Linked DNA regions of Mus musculus: region 2 is linked to region 1. Evidence: chromatin loops called from intact Hi-C (ENCODE). Cell type or tissue: gastrocnemius. All regions are shown on one strand.

Evidence for each region. Hi-C counts contacts between places; a loop is a spot of excess contacts. Peaks named below come from ENCODE experiments on the same cell type or tissue, not always from the same donor. Only the 100,000 strongest peaks of a DNase experiment are listed, where the experiment ranks them.
Region 2: it touches region 1 in a loop (2.3-fold over the local background); 6 of 42 quality-filtered maps call a loop at or near these places.

What each region holds. Positions count from the first base shown.
Region 1 is chr8:117,252,405-117,260,404 of GRCm38, forward strand. It overlaps Cmip (c-Maf inducing protein), which reads left to right and starts at 4,615. Exons shown (of 21, transcript NM_001163262.1): 1 at 4,615-4,997. The coding sequence starts at 4,698. In gastrocnemius, no CTCF peak of the experiment used is centred here; DNase peaks (open chromatin) are centred at 4,253, 4,732, 5,030, 5,597 and 4 more places; H3K4me3 peaks cover 4,392 bases; H3K27ac peaks cover 3,995 bases.
Region 2 is chr8:117,303,019-117,311,018 of GRCm38, forward strand. The region is part of intron 1 of Cmip (c-Maf inducing protein); the gene reads left to right. Gm51554 (a long non-coding RNA gene) reads right to left here. Exons shown (of 2, transcript XR_003947469.1): 2 at 5,189-8,000. Among named protein-coding and RNA genes, the nearest start is that of Gm51554, 8.1 kb to the right of the region's middle. In gastrocnemius, a CTCF peak has its summit at 840; no DNase peak of the experiment used is centred here; H3K27ac peaks cover 556 bases.

The sequences.
Region 1 (8,000 bases):
TATGTGGGTGTTTTGCCTGCATATATATCTGTGCACTACATATGTGTCTGGAGTCCTTGGAGGCCAGAAGGGGGACTCCTCCAGTTATGAACTACAGACGGTTGTGAGCTTTCAAGTGAGTGATGGGAACCGAAACCCAGGTTCTCTGTAAGAATATGCTGAGCCATCTTTCTCATGTGGCTCAATCTGGCCTTGAACTTCTGATCCTCCAGCCTCCACTTCTCCTGTGCGGGGAGTACAGACATCTACCACCACACGTAGTTTGTGTGGTGCTGGGGACGGGACCCAGGGCCTCGTGTAAGCCAGGGAAACCCTCCCATCTGAGCTATAGCTCCCGTGCTCAGTTTTAGGTTTGAATCTTGGCTGGCTCTCTTGAGTTCATCAGCTGACTCACTGTGAGTCTTAACTTCCTCTCTCTAAAGATGATGGCTTTCTGGGCTGGCAGGGAGAGCAAACCGAAACCAACAGAATGTCTAATTACGGGACCTGCTGCTGAGCACTGGTTGCTGCTGTCATGACACTTCTGTTTAATGTTTAAGGTATCAACCCACTGACTGCACTGAGCATGTCTGAGCTAAATTCGGCTTAGTCACCTTTCTGCTGGAGCCTGGACCCTGGATCAGGAGAGGACGGCTACAGCTGTCCCAGACACAAAGAGCAGCTCTGTTGACACAGACTCATCCACCCAGTGATTTGGACTCAGACCATCTTGCCTTCCCACCAGAGTGCCCTTGACAGACGCATTGCTGGCTTCCTCTGGGCCAGGTTATGTGGCTGCTACCCTCGGTCACACCATGCTATAGCCAATGGCCTTGTGAAAATGCCACGTGCAATTCACTCTGCACCTACTCCATGAGATCACTCTCTACTACTCCCGTTTCTGGGCTTGCATTTCAGGGCACTGGCCACATACCGCACAGGCCTCTACCCATTGCCTCTGCATCCTGACAAAGGTCTATAGTTTTCTGGATGAGCCAAACAGCCTTCTAACCTGTCACCTTTTTGTGAGCAATTTACCTTCCCCGCAGCTTCTGTCCCCTTACCTGGTCCCTCCACACACACACACCCCACACACACCTTCCTTTTTAAGAAAATGTATTATTTTCAATGGTGTGGGTGTGCGTCTGTGTTTATGCAGTGCATGTGAGTGCAGATACTCTTCAAGTCCAGTAGAGGGCACTGGATCACCCAAGGCCCTAGTGACTGACACGTGGTTTTGAGTTGCCTTTTCTGGGTTCAGGGACTTAAACTCAGGCCTTCTGCAAGAACAGAAAGTATTCTTTCTTTCTTTGTTTTGTTGTTTTGTTTTTCAAGGCAAGTTTTCTCTGTGTAGTCTTGGCTGTCCTGGAACTTGCTCTGTAGACCAGGCTAGCTTCGAACTCACAGCGATCTGCCTGCTTCTGCCTCCTGATGGTTGGTGTGCGGCATCACCCGCTGGTCAGAAAGCACTCTTAACTACTGAGCACCTCTGAGTCTCTTCATCTGATTTCTAAAGCCCTCTTGGAGCTGGGACACATGCCCAGTGTCATGCTTACTCGATCTACCTGGGTTAGGTGCCCCTCTTTCATCTAACCCCAAGTACAATGTGGCCACTGTCTGATTTGTGCACGGCTTCTGGGCTCTGAGCCCATCCTGACTAGCTGGGGGCCCGGATAGGCCATTCGATCGCTCTGTGTCCTTATCTGCAGGAATGCACGCTGAGAGCATCCTTGCGGATCTCAAGAGGTTAGGGGCCACTGTGACTGACAATAACAGCTACTAATAACCCATTTCCCGGCTTAGGCTCACAGATAGCAAGGACTCAACAAAGGTTTGTGTGGGCCTGACCCCACGCCTAAAAAGGCTGGAGAATGGTTCTCGATCACCACCACCCCTCTACACTCATCTTCATATCAGGGGGCTTGGGGATAGGGCTTTCTTTCTCTTATTGGTCAATGTTTTCTACAAGCCTGTTGAAGTTTGGCACTTGAATAAACTGTCAGTGAATGATGGGCAGGTAATGAATCTCCAGTTTCTAGCCTAATAGTGTCTCCCCTGGGCCACAGAGACAGCTTTTGCCCATCTCCAGCACGGACAGAATGGGAGCTCTCCCCGCACTCCCCAAGACATGCAGCACACAGAGAAACCTTGTCTCGAAAAACGAAACAAAACAACAAAACAAGAAACATGTAGCTTAGGCTGGCTGCTAACTCATGTTCCTCCAGCCTCAGCCTTCCTAAGTGCTGGGCTTACAAACTTGTGCTACCACAACTGGCTAAGTGTTTTACTTAGTGAGGGAGGCAAGCTGAAACCTGTCTCCTCCTCTTCCTAGCCCCTGACGGCTGTTCTTAGTGTGCCTTCAAGAGCTGGCATAAGTAAATAGTCCCATCTCAGGGACGCTAAGAACTTTCTGTGCTATTCACTATATAGTGAAACCCAGGTCAACGCTTGCATTCACTACTACTGGGGCATTCAGTACTCATAGGAGGCAGAGAGAGCTTGTGTGTGTGTGCATGGTGTATTTGTGTGCACGTTCATGAGTGAATGCAGACATGCACATGTCACAGCACTTGTGTAGAGGTCAGAGGTCAATCTTGGGTGTTTTTGTTTTCCACCTTGTTTGACACAGGGTCTCCTGTACTGCCACTGTGTATGCCACGCTAGCTGGCCCGTGGTCTTATGGTGGATTTTTCTTTTCTCTGTTCCCATTTTGTAGTAGAAGCACTGGGATTATAGTCACCTGGGACCAAGTCAGTGTCTGTGAATTCTGGGGATGTGAACTTGTGTTCGAAGCAATTTCACCATCTCTTGAGACCAGTTGTAGGTGTTAGAGATTTGACTTGCCGGGGACTGGAGATGAGGAAGACGTGTGGAAGGGCTCCTCCCCACCAATGACGGAAGGGGACTTTTTTTATTGTCTCCAAGTTGTCACATTGGCCCATTTGATGCCTGTCCTAGTGTGGGAACTGAAGACCAGGGTTGGCCAGGTTTAGTCTGAGACTCTGGAATGGCCTGTGGTGTGGGTGGAACCCAAGGCTGCTAGATCACTCTGGGGGAGATTTGTTTCCTGAGACCCTTGGAGGGGCTCTCCTCAGGACGCTGAGGGTTGGTGTCCTCTCCCAGTACTGCCTCCCAAAGCAAAGGCCAGGAAGCATCAAAGACCAGAGAAGAGGCCTTCTGTGGGGGCTATTTCAGAAGAGGGAGGGGGCATTTCCTTAAAATTTTCTCTTCCCTTCCCTTCCCTTCCCTTCCCTTCCCTTCCCTTCCCTTCCCTTCCCTTCCCTTCCCTTCCCTTCCCTTCCCTTCCCTTCCCTTCCCTTCCCTTCCCTTCCCTTCCCTTCCCTTCCCTTCCCTTCTCTTCTCTTCTCTTCTCTTCTCTTCTCTTCTCTTCTCTTCTCTTCTCAGACATATACTACAAGTTGGCTTCGAACGCACAGCCAAAGATGACCTTGAATTCAAGTGCTTGCTTCCAACTTCCTTAGAGCTAGGATTATATGCTCATGCCACCTTGTGGGGTTAGGTAGTGATGTAGTGTCCGAGAACCAATCTAGGGTCTTGTGCATGGTAGATAAACACTCTCCTGACAACTGAGGTACACCCCCAGTCCTATTTATTTATCTTATTTTGTTTTTAAAAACAGGGCCTTCTGTCTCGACTGGCCTGAAATTTACTATGTAGCTCAAACTGGCCTTGCGCCCACAGCAATCCTCCTGCCTCAGCCCCCCCTGAGTACTGAGCTTGTAGTGGTGAGCGACCATGCATAGCTCTGTGGAGCGGGATAGTTTCAACCCCAAGAAACTGTTCTGTGGACCCATCTGGCCATCCCTGGGGAAGCAGCTTGTGTTGGAAAGGCGGTGTCAGGGGTGCAGCGGGCAGAACCCCAGCTTTCGGCCCAGTCTTGGACTAGGAAGGGGAAGTACTGGTCGGCATCCTCTTGGTCATGGGGCTGACTTTATTTCCCAAGCCCGGCCCAGGATGGCGTGGTGGTTAGGGGCGCAGGGCTAGTGCTCAGCTGTGCACCCTCGGGGGCGCGGCCCGCGTGACGTCCCCTCGAACACTACCCACATTCCGGGGCGCGGCGCGGGGACTGTCGACGCTTGCCCAACCCCGGCCCCCTCCCCAGGGGCCGCCCCTCCCGTCGGGCCGCGCCCGCCTCCACCAAGTCCCCGCCCGGGGCCCGGCCCATCCCGGACTCCGCCCGCCCCGGGGAGGCCGAAGCCGCTGTTGCCGCCATTGACGTCAGAGGGCGGGCACATGACCCCGCGGGGACCAATCGCGCGCGCCAGCCTCCCGCAATCTCCCCGGCAGCCGGCGCGGCCCCCGCCCGCAGCACACACTCGCGGACGGACGCGGACACACGCACCGCACAGCGCGCCCGCGCGAGGCCGAGACACGCCCGCGCCCGCCGTCCCCGGCGCCGCCCCCGCCCCCCGAGGACCCGATCCTCTCTGCGCCCCGCGATCGCCCGCCGCCCTCGCCGCAGTCGCCAACCCGTTCGCGCCGGCATGCGCCCCAGCAGCTAGAAGGAAGCAGCCCAGGAAGCGCCCCGCGCGCCCCCGCCTGCCCCCGCGCGCTCCCGTTCGTCCCCGCGGGGCGCCCCCAGCCCACGCCCCCCCACCTTCCCGGCGGTGGGGGGGTGCGGGCCCTCCGCGGGGGCCCCGCCGGCCCGGCCCCACGCCAGCCGCGATCGCGCGCGCGGCCCCCGCCCCGGCGCGGCCATGGATGTGACGAGCAGCTCGGGCGGCGGCGACCCCCGGCAGATCGAGGAGACCAAGCCGCTGCTTGGGAGCGACGTGTCTGGCCCCGAGGGCACCAAGGTGATGGGCGCCGTGCCTTGCCGCCGGGCCCTGCTGCTTTGCAACGGGATGAGGTACAAGCTGCTGCAGGAGGGCGACATTCAGGTCTGTGTCATCCGGCACCCTCGGACCTTTCTCAGCAAGATCCTCACCTCCAAATTCCTGAGGCGCTGGGAGCCGCACCACCTAACGCTGGCCGACAACAGCTTAGCATCCGCCACGGTGAGTGGCCCTGCGTGGCCGTGGGGCTTCCCAAGCTGGGGTCCCTCGGGACCGAGGCGCCCCGCTGCTTGTCTCCGAGCGCGCGGCCCCCTAGTCCCGGCCTGCGCACGGGGCTGGGCTGGAACCTCTAGACTTGATCCTCCAAGGCAGGCTATGGGAATCCTCTTTCGTGTCCTGGACACTTAGCCCACCCGGGCTGAGCGCTTGGGGACTTTTGCCTAAACGCTTGCGTTTCTGATGTCTGGGACCCTAGACTGGGCCCTGAGGATAGTGGTGTTTGTTCCTTTTCTGAACTCGTTGCCCATCTGGATCTGAGCTACAGGAGAAAACAAAACGCAACCCTCTCCTCCATAAAAGCCGTAACCCCCCAGCGCCAACAATTTCCAGAAAGCAACTCCTGCGTTTGCTTTAGCCTGCCTTTACCCTTTTTTTTTTCCCCTGCCGGGCCTGGCAAGGCAAAACCGGGTGCCTGCCCTTTCTAAAAATCTCCTTCGCACGTTAGGAGGTTGGAGGGTGGGGGGCAGGGGGCCGAGGTCCTGGACCCGCTCAGACCCTGGGATAGTCGAGTTCTCTGGGTAGAAGCAGCTGGGCTGCCCAGCCTGCCCTTGCGTTGTCTGTGGAGCGTGTGTAAGCATGTTTTGTGGCTGCGTCCTGTTTTGTTACAGTTTTTTTTTTTTTTTTTTTTTTTTTTTTTTTTTTTGCTGTGTGGCCAGGGCCAGGTCAGCTGGATGAGATGGAGAAAGGAGGATCTTACTAGTTGCTTTCGGAAATCGAATCTGCAAATGGTGGCCTTCTTCCTCCTGGGGACAGACAGCTGTGGTGGGGTCGAGGAGGGGGAGTGGGGGCGGTGGGCAGGGCCTATACAGGATGCTTTGTGTTTTCCAACAAGGGCAGTTTCAAATACAGGCTCTGGCTGGGCCTTAGCCTGGCGCTTGGGGACTTATCTTTGTAGGGGCCCCCTTCTTGTCTAGAACGGACCGTACCCCCGTGGCAGGCTCCGTGGTGTTTACTAAACATCATGGGAGGGGGCAGAGTGCACCGCCTTGCTCACACCTGTGCCAAGAAAGCCCAGCCAGGAAACAGGGTGTTGCTTACATGCATGCCACAAATGTGTAGCGTGTGTAGACATTGCCTCGGCATCCATGTTCCCTTGGTGGTGTGTCACAAACTGTGACACATGCTCCGAGGAATGGGGAGTGGGGAAAAGTTAGCCTAGACACCCTGCTGCCTGAGTCCACTTCCCCTACCCCTTTGTGGTACATGAGGACATTTATTCTGAATTTTGGCTCTGATATACTCAAAACCACCAATTTTTTGGTTTTTTTTTTCCCCCTAGGCTGTGGGCATGTTGGTGCAGTAACTGCAGACTTTGTCCCCAGGAGGATTGAGGGTTGCCGGGAGGTGGCCCGGTCTTCTCCTAGGCTGGTGTGTGTTCTTAAACCTGCCTTGAGTCATAGGCTTCGGCCTTGATCTCCATTTGATTGGCTAGTACCGAGGGTTTCAGGTCCCAGAGGTGCCTGGTAACCTTCCCTCGGCTCTGGAGACCCCAAGTTTGGCTTTAGCTTTAGTACCTGGCTGAGTTGGGGGTGGGGGTGTCTTTTTAGGCTCTGTTCTTCTCCCTGCCATCCCTCAAAATGCCAAGGAGTTGTCAGCGAAGGCCAGTAGTTGAGAGGAACGGTGACCCGCTATAGGAAGGACAGGACATTCCCTGGTCCTCCCGGGGCACAGTCACTGTGTGGCTAGCTGATCTTTGACTACCTCAGGCTAGAGGCCCCCTACTTTCCCTGGCTGCTCAAGAGGTCTGTCTGTTGGAAGAGAGCAGTAAGGAATCAGACCAGAGAGTCCCCAGCAGCCAGGTCCCCCGACCCACTCATGCCAGCTGAGGTGTGTGTGTGTGTGTGTGTGGGGGGGGCTACCTCCGAGGAACACCTGAGTCCTGTGTTTGGCCCCGGGTTGTCTGAGGCACAAGTCTGGTCTTGGTGGAGCGGTGTTGTGTGTCAGAAAATGGGGAAAAAGGAACTGGAAACATGGCCCAGGCTGGTATAATCCCGCCCTTCTAATTCTTCACCTGGCATGAGGGAATTCCATCCATGTAGCTCGTGCTTTGTGGGGGCGTCAACGAGGGTGGGGGCTCCAGTGGAGGCCTCTAGTGGAGGTGTGTGACTCCCCCACCCCCCTAGGGCCTGTGTGGATGGAGGTGTGGCCACCAGGGCCTGTAGCATTGGTCTCCAGGCCAGAGGTGGGGTTGGGGTTTGCTACTAGGGATCTTGTCCCATGTCAAGATATTTGCTTTGTGTCCGAGATATTTGCTTTGTGTCCGTTCCCTAGGAAGTGGAGGAGCCTCCTTGGGGTTCCCTTAGGCCTGGGCATTATGTAACCTGTCTGCATTTTATAGTGCGGCCCAACCACTGTATTGAGAAATGTTTGCTCAAATGAAACAAAGGTGAATTTGAGTGCAGTTCATTCCCAGAAAACCACTGGTAGCCCCTGGCCCAGCCTTGAGTCGCCCGTGTCGGAGTGTGTCTCCCACAGGGGTGAGACGTATGTGGTCTGTAAGAAGCTTAGTTGAGAATTGTTTGGGGGGCTAGCCAGTTAATTGGGTGGACTTCAGGAACTGAACCCACAGTGACTGATCAGGCTTTAAATCTGTCAACAAACAATCCACTCCTTTGCCCAAACCATCCACTGAGTCCGCTGTCTATACCTGAACTGCGAGGGATAGAGGCTTCCTAGACCCCAGCTTGCCCCGTGCTGGGGTGCAAGCCAAGTTTCGTGGGGGGGTTGTCTCTCAGTCCCTTCTGGTCTGGCTTTCCAGCTGGTGACACACTTATTGTGGAAATCTTTTAGTTCCCTGGGTCAGGAGACCTAAAAGGGAGATTGGTGCCACCAGACCTGACTCCCCTCCCCTGACCTGGCTGTAAACTTTGCCCTCCGTGGGGTCAGGTCAGAGCTTGCCCTGTGCTGTCTACTAGTCTGGTTACTGATTAAACCCCAGCAGAAGCC
Region 2 (8,000 bases), 51 kb after region 1:
TTCCTCCTCCTCCTCCTCCTTCTTCCTCTCTCTCTCTCTCTCTCTCTCTCTCTTTCTCTCTGCCTTTCTCTGCCTCTACTACCCTAACTCCCCCTCCCCATGCCCTGAATAAACTATTCTATACTATACCGTCCTGTGGCTGGTCCCTCAGGGGGAAGGGATGCCTTGGCATGGGCCTGCGTACACCTGACTACACCCCCATAGAACATATTCTATTTCTCTTTATCTTTTTATAAACGCATCACTGTGAGTTCACAAGGGCGAGAGTTTGAGCCGTTCGAGATCCCTCTCTTTTGCCTTCCTCCCTCCCCCTGCCTTCCATGAGCCAAGGCCCAAGCACCTGCTTCCTTCCAAGGCACCATGAACTGAACTGGCAAAAGACCCCAAGGAGATGGGACATTGGCAGTGTAGGTGCCCTCTGCCAAAAATGTTTAAGAAGTTAAAGGGCTTTATTTGTTTATTTTTTTTCCTGAGCAAATCTGGTGGCTATCCTTTGAAAAATAAGCAAAGGCTGACCACTTCCTGAGGCTTCCTGGAGCCCCACGCCTGGACCTACCAAGAACCCAAGACTCTAGGCAGGCACCCCTAGTTTTCTGTGCTGCTGAAGTCGGGGCGGGGGTCAGGGAAGGGGAGGGGTTGCCTGTCAGTGTCATCTCACAGAGGACTTTCTGAGATAGATCAGGTAACTTGGCAGGAAACAAAACAAAGAACACCGCTCGCGTGGTGACTCAGGGCGGTCCGTGCCCTTCCTATTTTAGGGCCTGTTCCTCTGATTTTTGTTTGCAGTACGGAAGCCTCAGGGGACTCTAGTTCTCTTTTGAGCCAGCCCGCTCTTAGCCCCAGGGGGAGCACTGGCAGTGCCCTGGGCCACATGGTGCTCTGGCCTCTTTACCCCTCCTGCTTGACATGTGTCCCACATTCCTGAAGGGGACAGAGAAGGCTGAGCTGGCTGCTGACTGTCATTCTGAACAGTGTGTGTGTGTGTGTGTGTGTTTGTGTGTGTTGGGGGGGCGGATCGTGGGGCAGCTGTGCTGGGTGTGAGATCCTGGCGGGGGCGGGGTGGGGGAATCGGATTCTGTCATTAAGGTTAACATTTCCTTACCTGTGAAGTAAGATGACCGCAGGGCCTGTCCTGACTGAACAAATACCCAAGGGACATCTTCCCGATAGGTCTTGTTCTGAGCTGCAAGCCTGTAAGTCAGCTGTGGCCTCGCTTCACCGTGCAGACAGGGAAGCGAAGGCCCAGGCCTGTAAGTCATTACCTGTCTTGCTTGCAGGTGGCCAGGCTAGAGTTCAGACCTAAGAAGCTGGCCATAGTCTGGTCTGTGCTCACCCAGTTGCTTCCCTCGAGAGGCCCATCAGGGAAATAGATGACCCCTGGCTGGCTTCCTGCTTGGACAGAGGCAGTCCCAGTGTCCGATCGCCTCCATCTTGGTAAAAGGGTCAACCAAGTCACACCCGGTTCCATCTTCAGCGGGTCCCATCTTCGGTACCCATAGGTCCTGTCTAGAATGACCTCAGAGGAGGGTGATGTAGTCTCAGAACCTCACCTAGGGTGCTCCGGTTACTCTCAGAACAGAGATGTCTTCATTCATTCAGTCTTGGGAGGTCCGTGAGCATCTCACCCATACCAGGCATTTGTGGGGAGACAGCAGTCAGAGCCAGCAGCAGCTCTGGCAAGACGTTGCCCCCGAGACCCACCCAGCTAAGAAATTCGAAGTATGGTTTCCCTTGCTTTGCTTGGCAAATCACTACCGCATGGCCATTGATGAGTTCTTGTTTGAATTGGAGAGAGAGAGAGAGAGACTTTTTTTTTACAGTGTTGAGTTTTGAACAGGCCTTAAGGCAGGGCTGCCTCCATGGTGTGCAGCCATTTCTGTTCCCAGGACCCTGTTCATCCATTTGTCTCCATTATACGTCTGCTGCATTGTGTCTCTGGCCTTGCAAGCTTGTGCCGTATTCCAGTTTTCCCTGACAGTGGTAAGGAAGGGAGACTGCCTCGAGCCCCCCACCCCACTTTGTTCCTCTCTACAGATCTGCTAAGTACAGTGGTTGCAGTAGGTGGCTGAGAGATCCCCTTTGCTAAAGAGTGTCTGTCCCCTTTGTAAACTTGGCATCTCACACCCTGCAAAATCTTTGTGCCTCAGGAAAAGCAGGGTAGTGGGCAACCTGTTCTGAAAAGAACCTATCTCTGGTTACCAGATGCCTGTGAGTGTCTCACTTAGCCAGACCAGACCTTTCTGGTTTTTGTTTTTTTGTTTTTGTTTTTGCAAAGTACCCATCTCGTGGTGAAGCATCTCTAATTTAATGAGAAGGGCCCAGCCTCAGGCATCTTGCAAGTGGCAGTGACTATGACTTTGTAATGCTGTTAGGAACAAGTTTGAGGTCACAAAGAAAGAGACCACCATTCCAACAAGACAAACTTTACTCTTGCTCAAGAGGTTGGTGTGCTTGAGGGACGAGCCAATGCACTGAGGCAGGAAGTGCCCCGGGTTTTTCTTCTAGCTCCGGTGGTGGCTGTGTCTTTCCCCATTGGCTACTGTCTGATCCTGTCTGATCTCACAGTCTTATTCAATTGGCTAATCTGAAGGAACTGGTGCACCCGGAAGGGGGAAAAGGTCCCTGTCCCAAGGAGGAAAGTGTCTGTGCTTCAGGCCATCAAGGAGTTCCTAAAACAGAGCAGGGGGCCTTTGTGTAAACAAAGGTTTCACTTGCTGGGGAGGATTAAAGTACTTGCAAAGAAGTCTTCGGGCTGGAGAGATGGCTCAGTGGTTAAGAGCACTGGCTGTTCTTCCAGAGGTTCTGAGTTCAATTCCCAGCAACCACATGGGTGGCTCACAACCATCTGTAATGAGATCCGATGCCTTCTTCTGGTGTGTCTGACGACATTGACAGTGTACTCACATATATAAAATAAATAAATCTTAAAAAAAAGTCTTACAAAGTGAGGGAGATTTAAAAAAATTCCTTTTCCTAAACACATGGTCCTATCCCCCAGCACACACACACACACACACACACACACACACACACACACAGAGAGAGAGAGAGAGAGAGAGAGAGAGAGAGAGATCGATTCACTATGTGATGCAGTAGCTCAGGCTATTCTGGAGCTCTCTGTGTAGACCTGACTATTCTCAAACTCACAGAGATTCACTTGTCTCTGCCTCCCAAGTGCTGGGATTCAACCACTACTACACCTGGCTCTAAATACAAATTTTGTAATCTTTGATAGAAGAGACACACTTGGTATTTCCTACAATGGTGATAAACTGTGTTGAGATTTTTTTTTTCTTCTCCCGTGGTACTAGACAATCTGGGTTAGCCTTCTGGTCTCAGTGACCTGTCATACATCGCTCCTCTTTAGATGTGACTCTGGCCATTGTATCAACAAGTGGGTGTGTGGAAATGAACTCTTGACTCTCTGTCTTCTTTTTTGTTCTCTGAGGTTGCCTGAAGCCTGTCATCATAGCCCAAATGCCCAAGCCAGACACTAGGCTTGCCTGTGACATAGATGTCTCTGTTACAGAGTGAGAGTAAGCCCCTGGCACTAACTGCGCATGTCTTCAGACCCTGGCATCATGTGGCATACACTCTATATTTAAGTCCTCTCTGGAAACCCCTTGTTTTACAAACTGGTAGTTGAGCCTGGTTATTTCCTCAGTGTCTGAAGAGAGGTGCTGGGTGCCCTGAACCTGCCTCAGTTGCCCTCCTGACCTGGCAGCTCCTGATCTGCATCCCCAGTGGACTTCCAACGCTTGTTGTTTGTTAGTCTGTGAAGAAGCAAGTCCAGGAAGCAGGAGGACAGGGCTATAGAACCTTCTAGCAACGTGACATCACAGTGATGTTTTCTGCGATAGTTAGAAATAGCAGAACAATCTGGGTTTCCCCCGTCAAGACTTGTGAGAAGCGATGTCTCTGACCAGGTCTCTTGAACACCCTGGTTCCAGCAAGTTAAGCTGGGTCCTGCTATGCAACACACAGCCCCACCTGTCAGTTCCTTGACACCGCGCCACCCAGTCTAGGGTACACCACAGAGGGCTTTGTTCCTTTGCTCTCCCAGGGCCACATTGTTAGGCCTCCTTTGAGCATGCCTGTAGCAGGTCTTTGCTACTTTGTGGGGTCTTCTTTCTTCCACCCCTCCAAGCTCCCTAGCCCTAGATAAGAGAGAAAAAAAGGATAAAGGGGGAAAGCAGAGAGATCCCTGAATAAAGTTGGATTGGAAAGGGGACGAGGTTGTCATCACGCGACTTCCTGCTGATTGGGGGCTTCCTCGGGGCAAGTTTGATCTCTGCTATCAGGACATCTAATTTCTTCTTGTTGTTGCTTCTTCTTTGTGCACGACTACTTAACAAACCGTGACCCAACAGCAACCACCAGCCACCAACAACCCCTTGGGACCCCTAGCATTTATGTACTCTCTGAAAAGTCCCTAGAATTCCAAATGTCATAAAATTGTGTGTGTGTTAATACGTAAGGAAATCAAGAATGCCAAAATTATTACTACACACGCCTGTCTGTGCACATCCTGGGCCACTGCACTCTGCCTGCCAATGAGGCTTAAGGCTCCTCACCTTCTTTGGCCAAGGCCTGTCATGTGGCTGCACTTTTAATTCAGAGACCCTCGTAGGGAGGCGGGGACTGGGAAGAATGGGGGCCTATTAGGAGGGGCAGCTGGATTGTTGTGATTTTTTTTTTTTTTTTTTTTTTTTTTTGGCCAGGTCCCTGGGCTTCTGCTCTGGGCCAGGATAGGTTTTCTATACCTGGACAGCTGCTGGTTCCATTTGCCATTCATTTCCCTTCTGGTTTCTGAAGGTGGCAGGCAGAGCCCAGGAGGCCACAAGGCTTCCTTGGCTGGGGCTGTGGGACTGGCCTTCTGCTCCCCACACTGGTGGAGTGAACGGTTTTCTGGATTTCCTTCCCATGAGGCCCTGGGAGGGAAGGCTTCGGGAATAGTGTTAGAAAACTGAGGCTTTCCGCCCTACGCTTCTTTCTGGTCTCCCTTTGCTGAAACATGTCTGGTTTGAGTCAGGGGTAAACCTGTTGTTGATGGAGCGCTTAGTAAGTGTCGGTCACCCCATTGTCTCCTTTTCATCCTCTGGCAACTTGAGCAGGTAGGGCTGGTCTTAGCCCCATTTATGGAAGAAACTCAAAATAGCATTAATTCGTATGAGGCTCAGAACGAGGCCCAGGGAGGTTAAGGGACCTCTTCTAGGCTGCGCAGTTACGAGTGGCCTATCTGGGATTAGATCTAGGTTTGTGACTTTCTGGGCTTGCAAGTGGGACCAGTCCACAGCACTTAATGAATTGGACTCTGAGACAGCCATCAGGAAAAAAAAGGGTTTGAGAAACATCCCCCCCACATCCCCCTCCTTCAGAGAAAGCTCGGGGAGAGCTTGACCTTGGTTTCTTGAGAAGTGAAACTTGGCTCAGTTACTTACAGTCAGCCGGTTCATTCTATAGTGAGCGTTAACTGCAGTTTATTGGACTTAAAAAAAAAAGCAGCAAAACAGAATTGGCCTTGTACCCTGGAAGGGTCATTGGAAACTGGAAGCCAGCGCCAGGGATGGCTTAAGAGGGGCGGTGAGATATGGGCAAAGGTCTTCCCTATGGAAAGAGCACAATAAAGTTTAGCCTCTGAAACTGAAGTGGATTGGTCTTGTTCCTGAATGTTCCCCGAAGAAAGGACGTTTGTCCCACCCCAGATTTCTGGGGGTCCTGTATACTCTTCCCCTGCAGACTTCAAAGAGGACCCCAAACTCCTTCCAAACTGGGGTGTTGCTGCCTGTGGGGAGACAGGAGATGGAGAAAGCCAGGTTGTGTCTGCCCTGTCTTCTTCATTTGACCTGCGCACCCAGAGGAGAAAGGTTGAGTGCTTTAACTAATATGTAATTTAAAACACAGCCCAGAGACCTGGCAGAGGGGGGTTTGTTTCCTATGAGGTGGAAAGGTGACTGAGTTTAACTGGCGCGCAATAGAGACCGTGAAGCCTTTTCTGGCTTCATTCACTTTAGAAGATTTGGCCGAGGGGGCAGAGGTTAAACCATTTAAACCAGGGAGCCGTTTAAAATATTATTTTGCTATTAAGGCAGGCACAGATTTGGAGTGGAATGTGAAATTTACAAGGCTTATGAGATTAAACATGAAGCCTGAATGGAATTCTTGGTTGGGTGGCTGTGTAGTACTTTGCTCTGTGTTGAGGGTTTTTTTTTGGGGGGGGGGGGTTGGGGATGCTCGGTAGTGGGGGACTGCTGGGAGATATTGGTCCAGACGGTGGGGCTAGTCTCTTCCATTGATGACTGATTGATTGTGTGCATGTGTGTGTCCATGTGTGTGAGCATGCATGTTTATATATGATTGTGTATAGGCTGGAGGTCAAGATTGGATATCTTCATCTTTCTCTCCACCTTACTTTTTTGAGGCAGGGTCTCTCCCTGAATCTGGAGCCCACTCCTTCTGCTTTTGGAACACAAGCATGTGCTGACGTATGTTATGGCTTGTTATGTGGGCGCTGGGCATCTGGACCCAGGTCCTCATGTCTACACAGTATGCCCTTTAGTAACTGAAATACACAGGACAGGCCTTTTTCTTATCCTGTGGCTGAGCCACCTGTCCCCTCCTCATAGAGGACAGAAGCACACATTCTTGGCCCTCCTGTCCCAAGATAGTCTAGTCTTAGTAGACAGAAGCGAACACATACAAATTCTATTTCTTTTCCATGCTTGTTTAAACAGATGACAGAATTGTATACACACGTCGCAGGCCGTTTTCAGTCTAAACAATAACAACGGGTTGTTGCCGGCTTCTCTGTGGCTAGGGACTCTTCCTTCTTAGGAATTTATCTAAACATCTTCCTGCAGATGGATGTGTTTCCAGTCCTTGGCTCTTTCAAGTGGCTGTCCTCTGTCCATCTCTGAGACAAATGCACGGCCATCCCTGTCTCAGAAATGGGACAGCCTGGTCATAGAGGCGTGTTTCCAAGCCCCTGTGACCTCTGGTACCAGTTGACTGCTCTGGCCTGGTCCTTGGAATGCTGCAGAGTGATCAGATTTTGCTACAGGGACCTGAGCAGGTGCCAGGGTGGGGATCTCCCATCCCAGGGCCTTTTCTAGAATGTGCTTAGTCAAACCTGGCACCCTGAGCTAGGATAAGCTGAGGTGAGCGGGTTGAGACAAAGCTACCTCACTTAAAGAGTGGCGTGTGGGTACCTCTTTGTGCCTGGCGGCAGTCTCCGATGCCAGCAAAGAATTCCCAAGTGCATTATTTCTGGCCCCCTTTTTACTCTGCTTCCGAAATGGAGACTTTTATGACAAGGTATTGCTTTTTAGGAAGGGCATTCTTCAAGGAGAAGGAGTGGTACCAGTCCCCACGGAGGGCTTATGGGTAGTGATGCTCACACTAATCTCCCAATGTCATCCTCAGCACATGTCACCCGCCCTGTAGTGGGCTTTCGCTAGCTCTTCTCCATAGCTGGTCAGATGGGCAAAGAGAAGGTTTTGCACAGGGCAGTCTCCTGGAGTTCTTCTTCCTCCTGCCACTCCCCTTCCCCTCCTCAAGGAGTGATGGTGATGGTGGTTTGTACCATTCAGGTAGGGTACCCTTGGCTGTGGGCATGACATGGGCTCTTTGACTTGGGCTCTCCACAAAGAGGGTCCTTTGTCCTTTCTGTATTGCCCTGCCTCTGACACTCTAGAGTTTAGGACCTTTCACTTGAAAAAAAACCACGTCTGTCTTACCTGTGCCTGGGAGCTGGTCGGTGTTGACAGAGCCATGCTCTGGGGTCCTCCCTCTCCGGCCCTTCTTTCTTTCTTTTTTTTTTTTTTTTAAAGATTTATTTATTATATGTAAGTACACTGTAGCTGTCTTCAGACACTCCAGATCTCGTTACGGATGGTTGAGAGCCACCATGTGGTTGCTGGGATTTGAACTCCGGACCTTCGGAAGAGCAGTCGGGTGCTCTTACCCACTGAGCCATCTCACCAGCCCCCGGCCCTTCTTTC